Linked DNA regions of Mus musculus: region 2 is linked to region 1. A link is a loop called in an ENCODE intact Hi-C map of the cell type or tissue named here. Cell type or tissue: left cerebral cortex. All regions are shown on one strand.

The links. Peaks named below come from ENCODE experiments on the same cell type or tissue, not always from the same donor. Only the 100,000 strongest peaks of a DNase experiment are listed, where the experiment ranks them.
Region 2: it touches region 1 in a loop (6-fold over the local background); 28 of 42 quality-filtered maps call a loop at or near these places.

The regions. Positions count from the first base shown.
Region 1 is chrX:166,166,510-166,174,509 of GRCm38, forward strand. Gemin8 (gem nuclear organelle associated protein 8) reads left to right here and starts at 3,945. Exons shown (of 4, transcript NM_146238.4): 1 at 3,945-4,041. In left cerebral cortex, CTCF peaks have their summits at 998 (motif pointing right) and 3,745; DNase peaks (open chromatin) are centred at 1,012, 3,872, 4,364, 4,955 and 3 more places; H3K4me3 peaks cover 1,642 bases; H3K27ac peaks cover 3,314 bases.
Region 2 is chrX:166,340,157-166,348,156 of GRCm38, forward strand. It overlaps Gpm6b (glycoprotein m6b), which reads left to right and starts at 4,397. Exons shown (of 8, transcript NM_001177955.1): 1 at 4,397-4,925. The coding sequence starts at 4,865. In left cerebral cortex, no CTCF peak of the experiment used is centred here; DNase peaks (open chromatin) are centred at 1,829, 4,285, 4,648, 5,608 and 2 more places; H3K4me3 peaks cover 3,483 bases; H3K27ac peaks cover 4,773 bases.

The sequences.
Region 1 (8,000 bases):
GCTCTGAAGGCAGAAATTTGGACTTTTGGTAGGTTGCTTGGCACCTCTTAACTTGACCCTGGTAAGGTACTGGTTCTCAATAACTTTCTTCATGATAGATGGGTCCTAGAGTAGGGTAGGGAAGTCCAAAGAGCCCATGAGATTAGCTATGGATCCCTATGGTCCACTAGATCATCCATGCTGGTACATCCCATGGAGTGGGGGGTGGGGGAGTGGGCATAGCCTAGGGTTTTTCCGTTCTACTTCTTCTGTAGCATAACAGCCTTAGCCTGTAGGACTTAAGACTACATTCTCTCACCTTGTCTTCAGTTCCATAGAACTCTCCTCCAACTGCTGGGATGAGCAGGGGTGAGTGAGATCTGAAAACTATGAAAAGGGAGGCATATCTGCTATAGCAGGACAGTTATAAGTGGAACCTCTCATTTCTTTGGTGGACTGACTAACATAGAAGCTATTTCCAGGATACTGTAAGTCAATGGTTCCCGGCCATCCTAGTGCTGTGACCTTTCATACAGTGCCTCCACCCACCCATAAAATTATTTCTGTTGCTACTTAATAACTGTAATTTTGCTAGTGTTATAAATTATAATGTAAATATTTTTGGAGATAAAAGTTTGCTGACGGAGTCATGAACCAAAAGTTCATAACCCCTGCTCTAAGACTCCAGAACTATACAGGCTGTGAAAATAGGAAATTCACACGAGTGTTTAAAGGAGTGGTCCACAACTAGGAGAAATTCTGAGCCACAGGGGACATCTGACAAGATTTCTGTTTTCTACAAATGAGAGGTGCTAGGAACACCAGGGATGTTTCTAAATACCCTACAATACATAGGGCAGCCTTCACAATGAAACAGTGCAGAGTCCCAAATGCAATAGTCTCGAGTGTGAAAAAGTGCTTTAAAGTTCCTCATCATAGGTGACCCTTGGAAGTTTTGCATTATCTGAAGTTTAAACCAGAACAAAAGATGCTAGATGAGGAATAGTCGAATTACAAATTCCCACCAGAGGGCGGTAGAACACAAGTAATAAAACAACCTCCCCCTAGCTTTTCCAAGTCCTCTCAATGTTTCACCCTGAGGAGTTAAAATGACCATGCTTCTTAAACAGAATTCTCACCTTTTTTTGTCAGTCATTTATTCATAAGTAAATGTATCACACAGCATCTATATATTTATATCGCTCTCTGTGGACAGAATTAATTTCCACACTAAGGATTGGAAGACAATCATGGGTTGGCTTCTCACTTCTTAGGTGCTCACTATTAACCGTCACCTATGCTTTTTATGCAACTAAATTAAGATAAACAACCACTAAAACTCAGCCAAGAAGAGAGCCACCATAATCAGAGATGGAGGTGTGGATCTGCTAGCTTCTTGACTTCATCTTCAGCTAACTTATCATTGGGCCTCTTGGCTACCTAAAAGAGAAAATTTCAAAAGTGCTTTATCCTTATGATGGATGAGTCATGACATTCAAACCACCAGTGAGCAGTATTGTGGACAAGTCCTAAGACAATACATCTCGAGTGAAGGTGGCTTTGCCCCCAGGGGACATTTGCAATATGCCTGGACGTTTCCTTTGGTGTCACATTTGAGGGATGCTACTGGCACATAGTAGGTAGAGGACAGATATGCTTCCCAATATCTTATCTTAGCAGGGCAGCCCTCAGAACACAGAACAATTCAGCCTCAAATATGATTAATGTCTCGAAACTCTATCTGGGAGGAAGAGGCATGCAAAGAGGTTTCCCTTTTATCCTCCCACTGAGCTGGGGTAGGGGGGAAGGGGCTGGGGGAAGGTGCCATGATAAGTCAACTTGGACTAAGCTCTCAGAAACAGGAAGGCAAGATGGGTAAAGTTAAAAGACAGGTAGAGGGCAAGTTTCTCATCCCATGGAGTTGCCATATTCCTCTGGGCTTCCCACACTCACAACTGTGAGAACGAAACCCACTTCTCACCACTCTGAATGGCTTATCTGGATCTGCACAAGAGGAGCCAAAGCACTAGTAATATTCTAGCTAGCAATATAACATACACACAGACTCTGTGTATGTGCATGCAGACACTTGGTATTTCCAGAACTGCTCCATTTGAAATACATTTTCTATAAGCCCATCATGTTCTGCCTTTTCTGCAAGTATGTGACCGCTTTCTCATATCACTCTCTTTTCTTTCCTGCTCTTCTTCCCACAGGCTCCAAATGACTTGCCTGCTTCCCAGAAGATAGTCACAGTCCTACAAACACACACAGCCCTTTCTCGTTTCTTGCCTAAAGTTAACTGCCTGTGTGTGTGTGTGTGTGTGTGTGTGTGTGTGTGTGTGTGTGTTGTCCCTTTCTGCAATATATTCATCATATAAATTTACTACAATATGTCAGGTATGGTAATGAATATTCTCGCACCTGGGAAATAGGAGTTCTGCACGGGCTACATGAGACTCTTTCTAAACAAACAAATGAAAAACATAATTACACTTGCATTGACTGTCTATGATCTCTACCCAACCAATTGTCAATTTTGTGAAGTAAAAAAACTGTGTTTACCAGTGTATATTCACTAAGTAAAATATTACTCTCCTTTAGAATTATAATTTATGCCACATATATAATTTCATGTTCTATTGAACAGATTAATAAATATGTACATATTATTAAAATATGTACATAAATATTAAAATATGTACATGGAATTCATTTTACTCTTCATTTAAGGTAAATTCTCCTTCCCTAAGGCAAGGATTTTTTTTTTCCTCAAACAGCTTCATGCATCCCAGGTTGACCTCAGATTCACTGTGTAGCCACAACAACCTTGCTTCCATGCCCAGAATTCTAGGATTACAGATGCGCCAATATGCCCAGATGTGAGATGTTATAAAGGAATGATCCAGCGCATCATTCATGCTGGACAAACATTCTATCAATGAAGCTACACCACTGCCAGGTTAAGATTGCTTAAAATGTGAGTTAGTTAAGGCAGGCTTGTTGATACGCGTGCCTGTAATCCCAACAGTCAAGAGACCGGTGGATCTCTGGGAATTCAAACCAGCCAGGGCAAGATGATGACCTTCGACCCAGCTGAAAGTGAGACAGTGTCAACAACAACTAGACAGTTCACGTATTTTTTTTTCAATATTAACTCTTTAAAATGTACTGTGGAATTTAGTTAAGCACATCGAAAATTCTCACATTTAAGTACCTCAAAATCACGTGTGCCTTGAAGCTACAAGACACTGCAGATACTTAGCATATAGTAGACATCTGGTATATGTTTGCTAAATATTCTTTTATACTACTTTGATTCACCAATATTACAGGAATGATAAGGTAATAATGTCCCACTACTGACATTGCCTAATTATCTTAGCCTTTGGCATTTAAATTGTTTCCTATTTTCACTTTTTGGAATAACCATGCATCTGGTCCAAATCTGGTTTTCCTAGTAATAAATTCCTGCAAAATATGGCACATTTTGCCAAATAAGCCCACTTGGCCTTCTAGTAGTTCATCTTTGGTTACTAAGGACTCTTGTGCAACTCTAGAAGGGCATGTACTGCTGACGATTATAATGACAGAAACACTAGGTACAAATTAAGGTTCATAAATGTCAAGCTGACACAGATCTGAGTGAATCTGTATTTTCAAAACAATTTCTCACCTTCCATTTTAGTTAAGAAAGTGAAAAGAAAGTAAAAGCTAAAGAAGAAATAATAATAATAATAACCGAAAGCTGAGGGTGCAATTCAGTTCTGATCCCCTAGTGCCCAATAGCTAGCTGCCGGGACCGCCCAAACAAACGAATTCGCTTCCTGTGCCGCCCTTGACTCTGTGTAGCCACTGACACGACGTTACGTCACGGATAAGGCGGGACTTCCGTCTTTCAAGCCCCGTACCGGAAGCGAGCTCCTTGTTGCCCAGGCAACCCGAGCCTCCCGCTCTCCTTGTGTCACTCCCCCACTTCTCCCGCCCCTTCCTCCTCCCCACCACCAGAGCTAGGTCCGTTGTTGCCCACCGCCCGAGATCTGCCAGCTGCGTGCCCACGAGGTGACTTCGGGGGCTGATGGGTTGCTTTTGGGGAGTAAGGGAATAGCGTGGCGGACTCCTGAAGCTTGGAGTACTGGCTTGGCGCTCATGCTGTGGCTTTAATTACCATCACCCGGCAGCACGAGGAGGTTGCCTAGACCCGTGAGAGTCCCAACCCCTGACAGACTGTTAAAACTAGTTCTAATTTATGCTCTCAAGCCCTATGTGCTTCCTAATCCTTGGGTGCCTGCTGAGAATTCTGTTCCCAGGCCCCCACCTCAGACTATTCCAGTTCAGATCTTGAGAAGTGAGGCTCAAGCATGGGAAGGTTTGGGGTTTTTGTTTGTTTTGTTTTGTTTTAACTCACAGTGTAATTCAAACGTGCTGTGGATCACAATGTTGCAGGAAGTCTGTCAGGACACGTTTCTGCAGAGATGTCTAAGCTACTGGCTCATTTACAAAAACAAAACAACAAAAACCTGAGTTTCTCCCCCGCCCCCCTTGCAACTTTTGAGTTCTGTAGGTCAGAATTCTTAGTTGATGTTATCTTAAGAACATTTGACAGTTGCTGTGGGTAGCCAGAGTTCTGAACCATTTTCCCTTTTTTTTTCTGAAATGATTGTTACAAACTCGTTGCACAAATTAGGCTCTGGACTCCACTGTTGTTGGGGTTTTTATTTGCTTGGGGGGGGTTGTTTGTTGGTTTTTGTTTTGTTGTTGTTTTTTAACTAAAAGCCAGAACATTACTCAAAATCTTAAGACTAAAAGTTACAGACACAAAGCCTCTATGAATTGTGAGATTGTGATACTGTTTGAAAGTACAATTTATGCTAGCATGATTCGTCAAGATAACAGTGTCTTTGGGATGGCAGTGGAAAGAGAAACCATGTGTATATGCTTTGGGTAAATCTAACACGTGCAAGTTCACAGTAAAGTGTATGATCCCTTCTGTTGACTGCTGGGCTGGGGGGAAAAATCAACCCAAGTTGCAGAGAGGCAGGCGTTTCCATCGTGAAACTGTTTTACAGATGGCAGAGGCTTATTGGTGTTTCTTCAAGTCCAGCGTTTAAGGAGAAGTTAAGATAAGAAGGATGGCAGGAAATTAAACATAGCTAGAGGTTAGATAAGAGTTCTCAAGCACACTATAGAACTCTCAGAATTACTTCTTTATGTTGGGAAATCCACTCATAAAGCACTTGGACAATCAGATGCAGACTGTAACATTTAAGGCCAGATGAACTGGAAATATATTAATATATTTAGACATTTGGAACTTCTTACTGATTGTTGTTTTTAGTTACTGCCCCTTAATAATTTGGGGGAGCACGGGTAGGAGAGAATATTATCAGGATATAACAGACAATCTCAACAATTCCAGTAGCCCCCAAAGGCAGGAGATTATACCTGTTATTTTCTCTGGTGGAAGAAAAATGGGACCTCTAAAAGGAATAAAGTATAGCATCTATCCCTCCAAATAAGTGCCCGGAGCAAGTACAGTATGCAGAAAAGAATTTAGCATAGAATTATCAGAAATATGTTTATAGAAAGTAATTTAAAATAATTCACTGGAAAGATAAAAGTGGTCTTAACTACCCAAATTACTCAAGATTTTTGCTGCTGTGCCAGCAATTGAGTGTGTGCTGTGTTTGGCCCTGACTTTTTTATGGTCACACTCAGATATGCTGTATGAAACACATGCCTGAAATGAGACGAACACCATCTGTTTCTTCTTTTGAACCAGATTATCACTGTCGTCATCCTCTGTTGTCCTGGTTTTTTTCAGTTCTCCCCGTTACCTGTGGTGTTTCTGAGTCAGAGTATCTTGCTCTTTCTTGGGCTTCTAGTTGATTTCTGATCGACACTAGCCACATAAAGGATTCTGCAGGATTGCAAAGTAAACCATTCACAAATCTTTATCACCCTTGCTGATAAATTAAACAGTGCCTTTCCATGAGTGGTATGTGATTTGGGCAGGGGAGGTGGCAAGAATTGTTAACTATACCCTTTCAGTCTCCTCCCACCCCGCCCCATGCCTGCCTTGGAACAGCACTTAATGCAACACCCAGGCAAGCATAAACTGGAGCCTCGGCTTGAGAAAGTGAACGGGGTTAAATAATACTTACTTGTCTCCCTCCATCTTCAGCTCTGAAGGTGGCTGTTAGAGATGGAAACACAGTCGGCTGCTATATGCTTGTAAGCAGGCCCTGTGTCCAGCTGAAGATGGAGTTTGGGGAGCTGGCAAGGTAGCCCAGTGGGTAAAGGCACTTGTCACCAAACCTGACACATGCACACAATAAACCAATGTTCTTGTTTTAAAAGTGGAGCTTGGACTCGTTCTCTGGTGGAAGTAGGCCATTTGGACTCATGCCATCTTTGATGTCTACATGACTAAGTAGGGACCATACAAAGCCATAGGAAAAAAAAATCCATGAGAGTGTCAAGCCTGATACGTTCAACCAAGTACAACAGCCAGCTAGGGGTGGTGGCATGGGGACAGCAAGAGTAGGAGGGTAGGAAACAAGAGTGTCAGAAGTCCCTGTTTTTATCATTTTTCTCATTGAGTGAACTACTGGTATTTATACAATTGACAGGCATCTCTAATGGGCTGGCATTGCATGTTCAGGAAGATTTCTTACTATCACACGTGAACTTGTGTTACTCAAGGCACCTTCATTTACTTCGTTTTAGTCCTCAGCATACTGCTTTGTAGCAGGCAGTGTGTTCTCATGGTCTTCATTGCACCCCCAGACTGTCAGTCTGGCTCAAAGCCAAATCAATGGGGCCCTCAACAGAAAAAAAAAAATTGACCCTCCAGGCTGTAGACACAAAGACTAATAATATAATAATTTCTTTTGAATATCTTCCTTTGCAAAAGTAAAAGCAAATGACCTTTCATGTATTTAATTTTCAAAATTGTATAAAGGAAGATGAAGCAGAAAGGAAATTGGTGTTATAGAATATACATTATCGTTCTGAGGAGGACTTGTGGTTCTATTTTACTTTCTGGTTGCGATGACACGTCCTACATCCTATAATTATAAGATTATAAATATTCAAGAAAAAAAGAAATGGTATACAAATATGCAATGAAAAGAATAAATATGAGATACCACTGCCTTTCAACAAAGCATTATCATAGGTGGAATTTTTTTTATCTGGGGGAAAAAATGACAGAATTTCCAACTGTTGTTCTTCGTTTATAGTTGTGCATTTAAAAATATCTCTCTCAGAGCAAGCAGTGCCACTGTAGAACAAATGTGCTTCCCCCCCCCTTTTTTCTTTTTTGCCTTAGAAAGGCCGTATGGGAAAATATATCATTCAAGACTGGGAGGCTCTGTCTTGTCTGTAGGCCTCAGCGGTGGTTAGTGAATGACCTCAATGCTGTCGTGGGTTTTTTCCTCCCTCCTTTGGTGGTTGAGGACAGACAATGAATGGTCTCTGTATTCCCCAGAGCTCAGCTGGGTGGTGACCATGATGCCATTGTGTTCCGCTGTGGAGGGCTGCCCAGTTTGCAGAGCTGCAGATCCGGCCCTCCCTGACATTGCCAATCGCTTTTCTCTCAGTTCTACCAGCCCTTCAGAAGAAAACTCAGTCCCTGAAGGCTTGTTCCAGAAAGGAGAAGGAGACTTGGGTCGGGAGAGTGAAAGATAAAATGGAACCTGCTGCCCCCACATGCTTGCTTTCCTTGACATGAAAGTACTGCTGTAATGCCTGGGAGTATTGCAGTGTGAGCTTTACCAGGGATGCTAAGTGTTCTTGTTAAATCCTTAGCCAGCTTTAGAATATTAACAGATGCATTTACAAAGGGGCAGGTTCCCTTTGAAGGAAGACTGTACTCTTTCCAGGTATATCTCCTGAAAACTGTCGTGCCTGCTTCCTCAAGGTCCTGTCTACTAATGACAAGTGAGCAGTCTGTACCAGAAACCATGGCCCCCCGTGTGCTTCAGATTGATAGTGTTTTACAGGACTTCTTGTTACTG
Region 2 (8,000 bases), 170 kb after region 1:
CACAGTATTCACATTGACTTTGAGATACGTGTGGCCCACCCTGCTTGGGAAAATGAACATGCTACTTGATCGCACAGTGCCTCTGTGCTGAGCCCATATCTCAGCTGGGAATGTGGAAACAGTCCACGTTGCCCCTGTTGCTATCATGTCAAGCCCTAGTTTATGCCTACCAAACTTGTTCTCACTCTCTGAACATTTGGTTCTGTGAATTGTTTGCTTGCTTGTTTGTTTGTTTGTTTGTTTGTTTGTTTGTTTGTTTGAGGCAGGGTGCAGAGGAGCTGGGCACACCTCAGGCTGGCTGTTGCTAAACTCAACAATTGCTGTTTTGGCAGCTCCTGAATTTTCTAATGAGGTTACTGCCTGGAACTAAGTAAATAGCTGACGAGGCTGGAAAGAAAGGGGAAAAAAGTCTCTTGTGCTCATCATATTTGTGGGCATTAGCCAGGATCTACTTGGGAACAAACTCTGCCATTAAAGACAACGACTATGGATGATGGCTCACCCTTATGGAGATTCATCATTTTTTGTGGCATTAATAATTGAACCCAGGGTTTCTTGTATGCTAGGCAAGCACTCTGCCACTGAGCTACATTTTCAACCAAAACTTCACAATTTAAAAATAATTTCGCCATTATTTTATGTATATGGGTGTTTTGCCTGCCTGTATGTCTGAATACCACATGCATTCCTAGTGCCCTCAGAGGTCAGAAGAGGGGGTCAGCTCCCCTAGAACTGAAATTACAAATGATTGTGAGCTGCCATGTAGGTGTTGGGAATCAAACTCAGGTCCTCTAGAATAACAGCCAGGGCTCTTTCTCTTAACTACTGAGTCATCTCTCCAGCCCTTAGCTCTACCATTTCTAAAGAGTATTCATAAACATCGTCTGACTTGATCTTCACTTTCAGTTCAATATAAGGTGTCATTTCTTGTAAACTATAGCAGATATGCAGAAGATATGGAGTAAAGCCATCAAGGAAGGAAAAGAATAGTAAGTACTGAATCCACAGGCATTTTTCAAAACTCACATTTCATGAAAACTTAGAAATTCTATTATTTTTATTTATCATTTAATGACATTGTTACTTCTTTTGTGTTTGTCAGCTCTCATGTGCCATAGCATACATGTGGAGGTCAGAGGATAGTTTTCTCTCACCATGTGGGTCCCAGGGATCTAAGTCAGATTGTCATGGTTGACAGCAAGTATCTTACTCACTGGACTGGTATACCAGCCCTCTTTTGATTTGTTTATGTTGGGCAGGGGTGGGGTGGGGCATCACACTGGTAGCTGAGGCTGGCTAAGAACTCACTATATAGCACAGACTGGCCTCGTGCTTTTTAAAATCCTTCTGGCTTAAAAAGACAAAAATTAGAAATTTAATTATCCTGCAAGACAAAGGCTTCCCCAAACTGATTTTTAAAAAGTTTTAATACAGTCTAGTTATGGATAAAAACCAATTCTTAGCAATCATATTCTGAATTCCTAGCACTATTCTGTTTTTCTAGTTTGTATTTCTTATTAGACAGCATTTCACGTATCAGACACTGAGGAAGGATTATGGCCAAGTGTATTTCATGTGACATAAATGTTCTATGAGCCAAGAAGGCTTGTAGAGGAATTTGCAGTTAGAATGAATTGAAAAAAAAAATCTATTCCTGGTGTTTTCATTTTTCTTTTGACTTCACTCATTTTGAGCCCTGCTCCTCAAACAAACAAAACCCCTAAGATATATTCCAGAAAGCTGTGGACAGGAGGCAGTGGGCAAAATTGTTTTATGATCATGTGGTTAGGCTAAGTATAGGGAGATGACTTTGCAACTTAATGAATTTTCCTCTCTTCATCTTGTGATATCGCTGGCAGGAAGGAGCGCTCTGGTTAAGCAAGTTCTCTGTGGCCCATTAGCCTGACGACTACCTAGAGAAGGCGCCCTGGCTTGCTCGTGGACATCCTGGTAGACATTAGCCCTTGGGAAGCTCTTCCAAGCATGTGCTTGTTTACAGACCTCGCTGTGGTACTCTAGCAGATGTGCATGGTGGAGGACATAAGCTTGGCATGTAGATGAAACTGCACTCTTTTAAGGCAGTACCAGCAGTTCCATAAGGTTCAATGTAATACATCCATTTTCGGTCAACATCTCTTATTCTTGCATCAGCATTTTGTCCAGTTGCTTTGATTTGTCACTATATTATAGACAAGAGCTGTTTAAGGAAATCTAGAATGCCTTTCATATTTTGCCTTTCACTGTATTCATATTAAAATAATGTTTCAAACTAAGTTCAGTGGTGGGTACCTCACCATAGCCAGACCCTGTCTCTTATGTAAATAAACTAATTTGTCTAATAGGAGAGCCAACAAAATTGGGCTCCTCTGATATTTCTAGAATTAAATGATTTTCTTAGACACTCCATAAAAACCCACTAACATAGTTAATCACAATTTTTAAATTATATTCATTTGTTTCACTGTAATATATATATGTCAGAGAATAACTGTGGAAGTTGGTATTCGCTTCTCATTCAAGTCCTGAGGATGAAGCTCGGATCATACTTGATAGCAAGAGCCATCTTGCCAGTGCACAAGTAAAATTTTATACCTTTATGTCTGAATGGACCTAAGTTGTTCAAACATGGCCTTTAAAAAATTGTCCAATTAAGGCACACTATAAGTTTTCCCATGGAGATAGTTATCACACACACACACACACACACACACACACACACACACACACACACACACTTTTTTCTAGAGGCTGAAGTTTTAGGTGGTGCCCTCCCAATCCCTTCACCAAGAGACAATAAAATAGGCTGAAGCCATATTTCCGGGGGGGTGGGGGAGAACTGGCTGTGGGCGTGGTCTTCAGGGACAATGGGTAAAGTGGAAAGTGAGATGGAAAATTAAAAGAAAGTGTCGAAGCAGGCCAAACAGGTTTTCAAGGTGTTTTCTTGTTTAACACAGCAGAAATGTTGAATATAAGTGGGCGTGAGAGATTATCTAAAACCAAAGCATTAAAAGATCAGGCTGGTAAAGGATTTTGATTTGGGATCTTCCCACATTGTTTTGAGGTATTGTGTAAAAACCCCATAAAACTTTGGAGAATGTTTTTAGGAGAGGTGGTTGCCAACTTGTCTTTTTAAAAATGCGTGTGTGTGTGTGTGTGTATGTGTTGGTGTGTGTGTCTGTGTGTGTCTCTGTGTATCTCTGTGTGTGATGTGTGTGTATGTGTGTGTGGTCAGAGGACAGCTTGCAGCAATCTATTGTCTCTTTCTACCATGTGGATCCCAGGAATGGAACTCTCTAGTGGCTAGACTTGGCAGCAGACAATTTTACCTGCTGAACCATTTCACTGCCCCCCCAACATTTCTTTAATGTTTACTCCCAGTATGGGTGCCACGTAGCTATGGCAGCTCCTGAAATCCTTTATCCTGTGGTTATCGATAGTTATCTTTGTATGTGACTTCAGTCTATAGAATTTTTTCAATAAGGTCAATGAAGGTGAGTGAGCTAGATGCAATTATTAAATGTCTATGAAATTGGTGATACTTGAAAATTTCGGCTCATAATCAAAGTAAAGATTTAAATGCTTAATGTGAGTTAAGAACGTTGATCTCAATTGTACAAAGGGGTTTGTGAAAACAGCCATCAGAATCATCGGAGTCCCTGTTGGCACAATAGTCTTAAAGCCAGATGGTTAGAGTGCCGTTAAAAAGTACCCACTTGGGATTTTGACTGAGGACATCTAACAAATAATACTGTATGCAAATGTAATCATATCCTATCAAAAAACTTGATTTTCATATTAGAAACCACCAAAATATCAGATAGATATACTTTCGATATACTGATTGTTGAATAAGCATTAGCCCCTTTTGGAAATTGTGTTTGAGCTAAAATTTCTCATATTTTAATACAAAAAGTAGAATCTAATGCTGAATTGCTGTCACCATTGTGAAATCTATTTGAAGTTTCTTCCCTCTTGAGTACCTTTATTCTTTTGTCGTTAGTATTTTTTTAAGTCAGCTTGTCTAGAGATTTGTGAAACAGAAGTTTTTTGGGTTTTGTTTTTTTTTGTTTTAAATAGAGCAAGGGTATATCTTTTGAAGATACTTTTCCAGGGCTTAGGGATAAATAGAATAAACAAAATCGATGGCCCAGAAAGGGAAAGCAAAGGGAAACGGGCTTTCTCCTGAGAGATAACATATAGTGTGGTCTGACCAAGTCACGTGGTGGGAGGGGGCTCCTTTCTTTCTCCTCCACATCCCTTCCTCTGATGTCACAAGTCTATTATTTCCTGGGAGAATTAATTAGTATTCATTGGGTTGCAGTTGGCAAGAAGAAAAAAGGGAGGGGAGGGAGAGACAGAGGGAGAGAGAGGAGGGAGGGAGAGAGGGAGGTGAGAAGGAGAGAGAGAGAGAGAGAGAGAGAGAGAGAGAGAGAGAGAGAGAGAGAAGACAGCAGGGAGAAAAAGGAGCTTGGTGGAGAGAGAGAGAGAGAGAGAGAGAGAGAGAGAGAGAGAGAGAGAGAGAAGACAGCAGGGAGGAAAAGGAGCTTGGTGGGAGAGCAGGAGCTTCCCGGGGTGCACTGGGAGTGGGGGCACAGAGTGGCTGTTTTATAACTGGGATCCTCGGTGACGTATGGTCGCCTGCTCCTTGGCAGCTGTCTTTATGGACCAGTAGGCAGAGCGAAATTGACGCTGACAAGACTTTTGCATCTTGGAAGGCACTGTAATCTACTGTAGTGAAGAACAGAGCCTCTCAATCAGGCGGGTGTAAAGAAGAGAGACAGAGGGGAGTCCAAAAGAAAAGGAAGAGGAGGGGGGAAATTGTGTGTTGTGGGGAAGCAGGGAAAAAGCATTTTTGGTGGATGGTATGAAGCCAGCCATGGAAACTGCAGCCGAGGAAAATACTGAACAAAGCCAAGAGAGAAAAGGTACCCAGCGCTCTGACAATAGCCTGTTTTAAAGCTTTTGACTGAGGGTTCTTGAAAGGGGTTAGCCAAAAACGGTTCTAAAACAATCTCGGGTGGTATGGTCTTGTTTTGGGTGGGTTTTTTCTTTATCCTGGGGGCTAATATTAAATTATTAATAGTGTAGCCTCTCTTCTATTTCTGTTGCAAGTATTTCTATGTAATACCGTATTTCATAGAAGGATGTTTGTAGTTTGTCACCTTGAGCTTCTGGATGAGGAAAACCGTCTCTCCTTTTTTTTTAACTAAAATAATTAATCATAACTTAAGTCCTCTGCTCTGCATGCTAGGTTCAGGGATTAGGGGATGCACTATTCTGTACTAACGCTAAAGAAGAACTAGAGGGACATGCATGCTAAATATGCTTTGATCCCAGTAATACTGGAGTGATTTAGACATGCTCTATTATTTTTATTCTAACATGATTGCTCTTTCCATGTATCAGACTATGACATGTAATAATCGTTAGTAACGGAAGCTTAAAGTTTTGTCTACCAGCATTGACAGAAGGGAAGAGATCTTTTGCTAATTGAGACTTAAAGGATTTGGGGACAGGAAAACTGTCTAAGGGCTCCATCCTTAAAGGAAGTCTCAGAGCATGTCACAATTTTGATATTTAGATTTTGGAGAAATTATCATTATTGCACCAAGAAAATGGCAGAAAAGAGACGCTATGCCTCTAAGGTCAAGTTTGATGCCCCATAGAAACAGCGCAGCCAGTGCTAGGTTAACGGCATCTAGATGCGCTATAATTGATCTCTTCACTCCAAGATAGAAACCATCATAAAATGCACCAACATGCTTTATAACTACACTGGCTCCGTTTAAAAAAATAAAAACCGTCATGCTAAGGCTCTTTTTCATGACTTTTACACACAATAGCAGATACTAAATAATAGTAATTCTTCAGGCATGTTTTCTTTATGAATATGTGGATTGAGCCATATGAAATTGCTGCCATCAAACATTTTAAATATGAAAAAACACATCTATATGTGGTTCAACTTTACAGCACATTTGGGTAAAAGCTGCTTATTTTCCTATAGAATTTTTTTCTGCCTATATTAACATTCCATCTTAAACAGACCAATTTCATTTTCAAAATTTGTTTTTTAGAAGCATGATACAATCTACCGTTTTGCCATTTAACCTCTTTGAAATGGACAATTCAGAGGCAACAAGTACATAGCAATTTAATTCGAATGTTGGTACTTTAGTTTAATCCTGATACAAAGTCTACCTCTCCCCCAACAAAAGACACTCTGTCTTTTCTTGCATGTGATTTTTTTTCTTTCACATTTTTTTTTCTAATCTGTGTGAATGATCAAATAACAATAAGAGAAACTCTTGGGACTATTTCTCAGGTTTCATTTCCGTCTCAGTTAGTACTAAGTCAATTGCATGTCTGATAATATACTAGTATCCTGGAAGAAACTTACCACAGTTTATAGCATTTCTCTCCTAAATGGGTGCTTTTTTTTTTTTTTTTTTTTGCTTTATACATGCTTTTTATTAATGTCACATTTGCCTGTGGCGGATAAAACCAGTGTGACTTCTGCAAGACCATCTAGGTCTGCAGAAATGTACCTTTTGGTTTTCCTCTCAAAAACAAAAGGCACACAATTTTTACTACACAACTGTGTATCTTATTTTAATTTTGTCTCTCATAGACTTCTGTTATTTTGCATTATTTACACATTTTAATGGCAGGTCTACAGGTTGCCTCTACATCTCCAGTATACAAAAAGTAGCTAGCTATTATTATAGAGGCAAAATTAGAAGCAAATACAATTTTTAGAGGAACTTTGAAGATGACCAGGATTCATAAACACTAATTAAAAAATAAAATGCTACTAAGCTAAGGTCACATGTATGATACATGTTTTGGTATGGATCTGGGCCAGAAAATTTATCCTCAATCTGCAGCAAGGATTGTGATCATGGACACCCCACCCACCCACCCAAAGGGAAGGTGACTTATGTATGCATCTTAATTTGGATGACCAAGTTCATATTCTAGCTGCACAAAGTCCAAACTCTCACACGTATCTTTGTCATTCCCTAGTTCACTGGCCCATTGCCCTAAAACAGTAACCATGAATGGTCCTGTACACCTATTACTTCTGTATTTCTTAAGATATAATGATAAGTGTATAAAACCTATGCTTAGTTTACGGACATTAACATTTACAATTTTAGCATTATTATTTATAAAATGAATCGTAATTTGGGAACTTAAAGAATCTCCTCCTCTTCCTCTTCTTCCTCCTCTTCCTTCTCCTCTTCATCCTCCTCCTCTTCCTCTTCTTCCTCCTCTTCCTTCTCCTCTTCATCCTCCTCCTCTTCCTCTTCTTCCTCCTATTCCTCCCCTCTTATTCTTCCTTCCCCCCCCCTTCCCTCTTCTTTCAAGACTTTTTAGTTCCTAAATGTAATCCTCTACATTTTTGTTACTTCACAGAGGTTTGTATGCATATATTCCCACTGGTTTTCAGTTGATGGCAGAGGCAATTCCTGTCTGTTAATTAGGGGTATTGGTGCTCAGTGGCTAGCATCCAACATCTTGTGAATGAATAGCTTTGGATAGTTATTATAGTGTCTATGAAGAATGTAAATTAAACTAAGATTTATAAATTGACCCCAGCTTTCTGGTTAGTGTCTGTTCCCATAGGGAGTTTACATAGGGGGACACAAGTGAGCTATTGCAATTCACTAACTGCCACCAAGAGGTCTTTTTCTTTAGAAACTCAATCAGAATAGCTTTGTTCTTATTTCAGACAGAAATGATGAAAATCTTAACAAAAGGGGAAGGGTTTGTGGCTTCGCAGTGTTCTCATAGTGTTATCCCAGCATGCTGCTGAGCAACCAAAATTCACACTATACAGGGATTGTGTGCTTTGGTGTGTGTGGGGGGGGGGCGGTTGGGGTTTTTGTTGTTGTTGTTGTTTGGGGTTTTTGGGTTTTTTTTTTGAAAGCCAGTGGGTTTTCTCTGATGAGTATAGCAAATGCAAAATTATTACAAGTGACAGTTTTTTTAAGTGG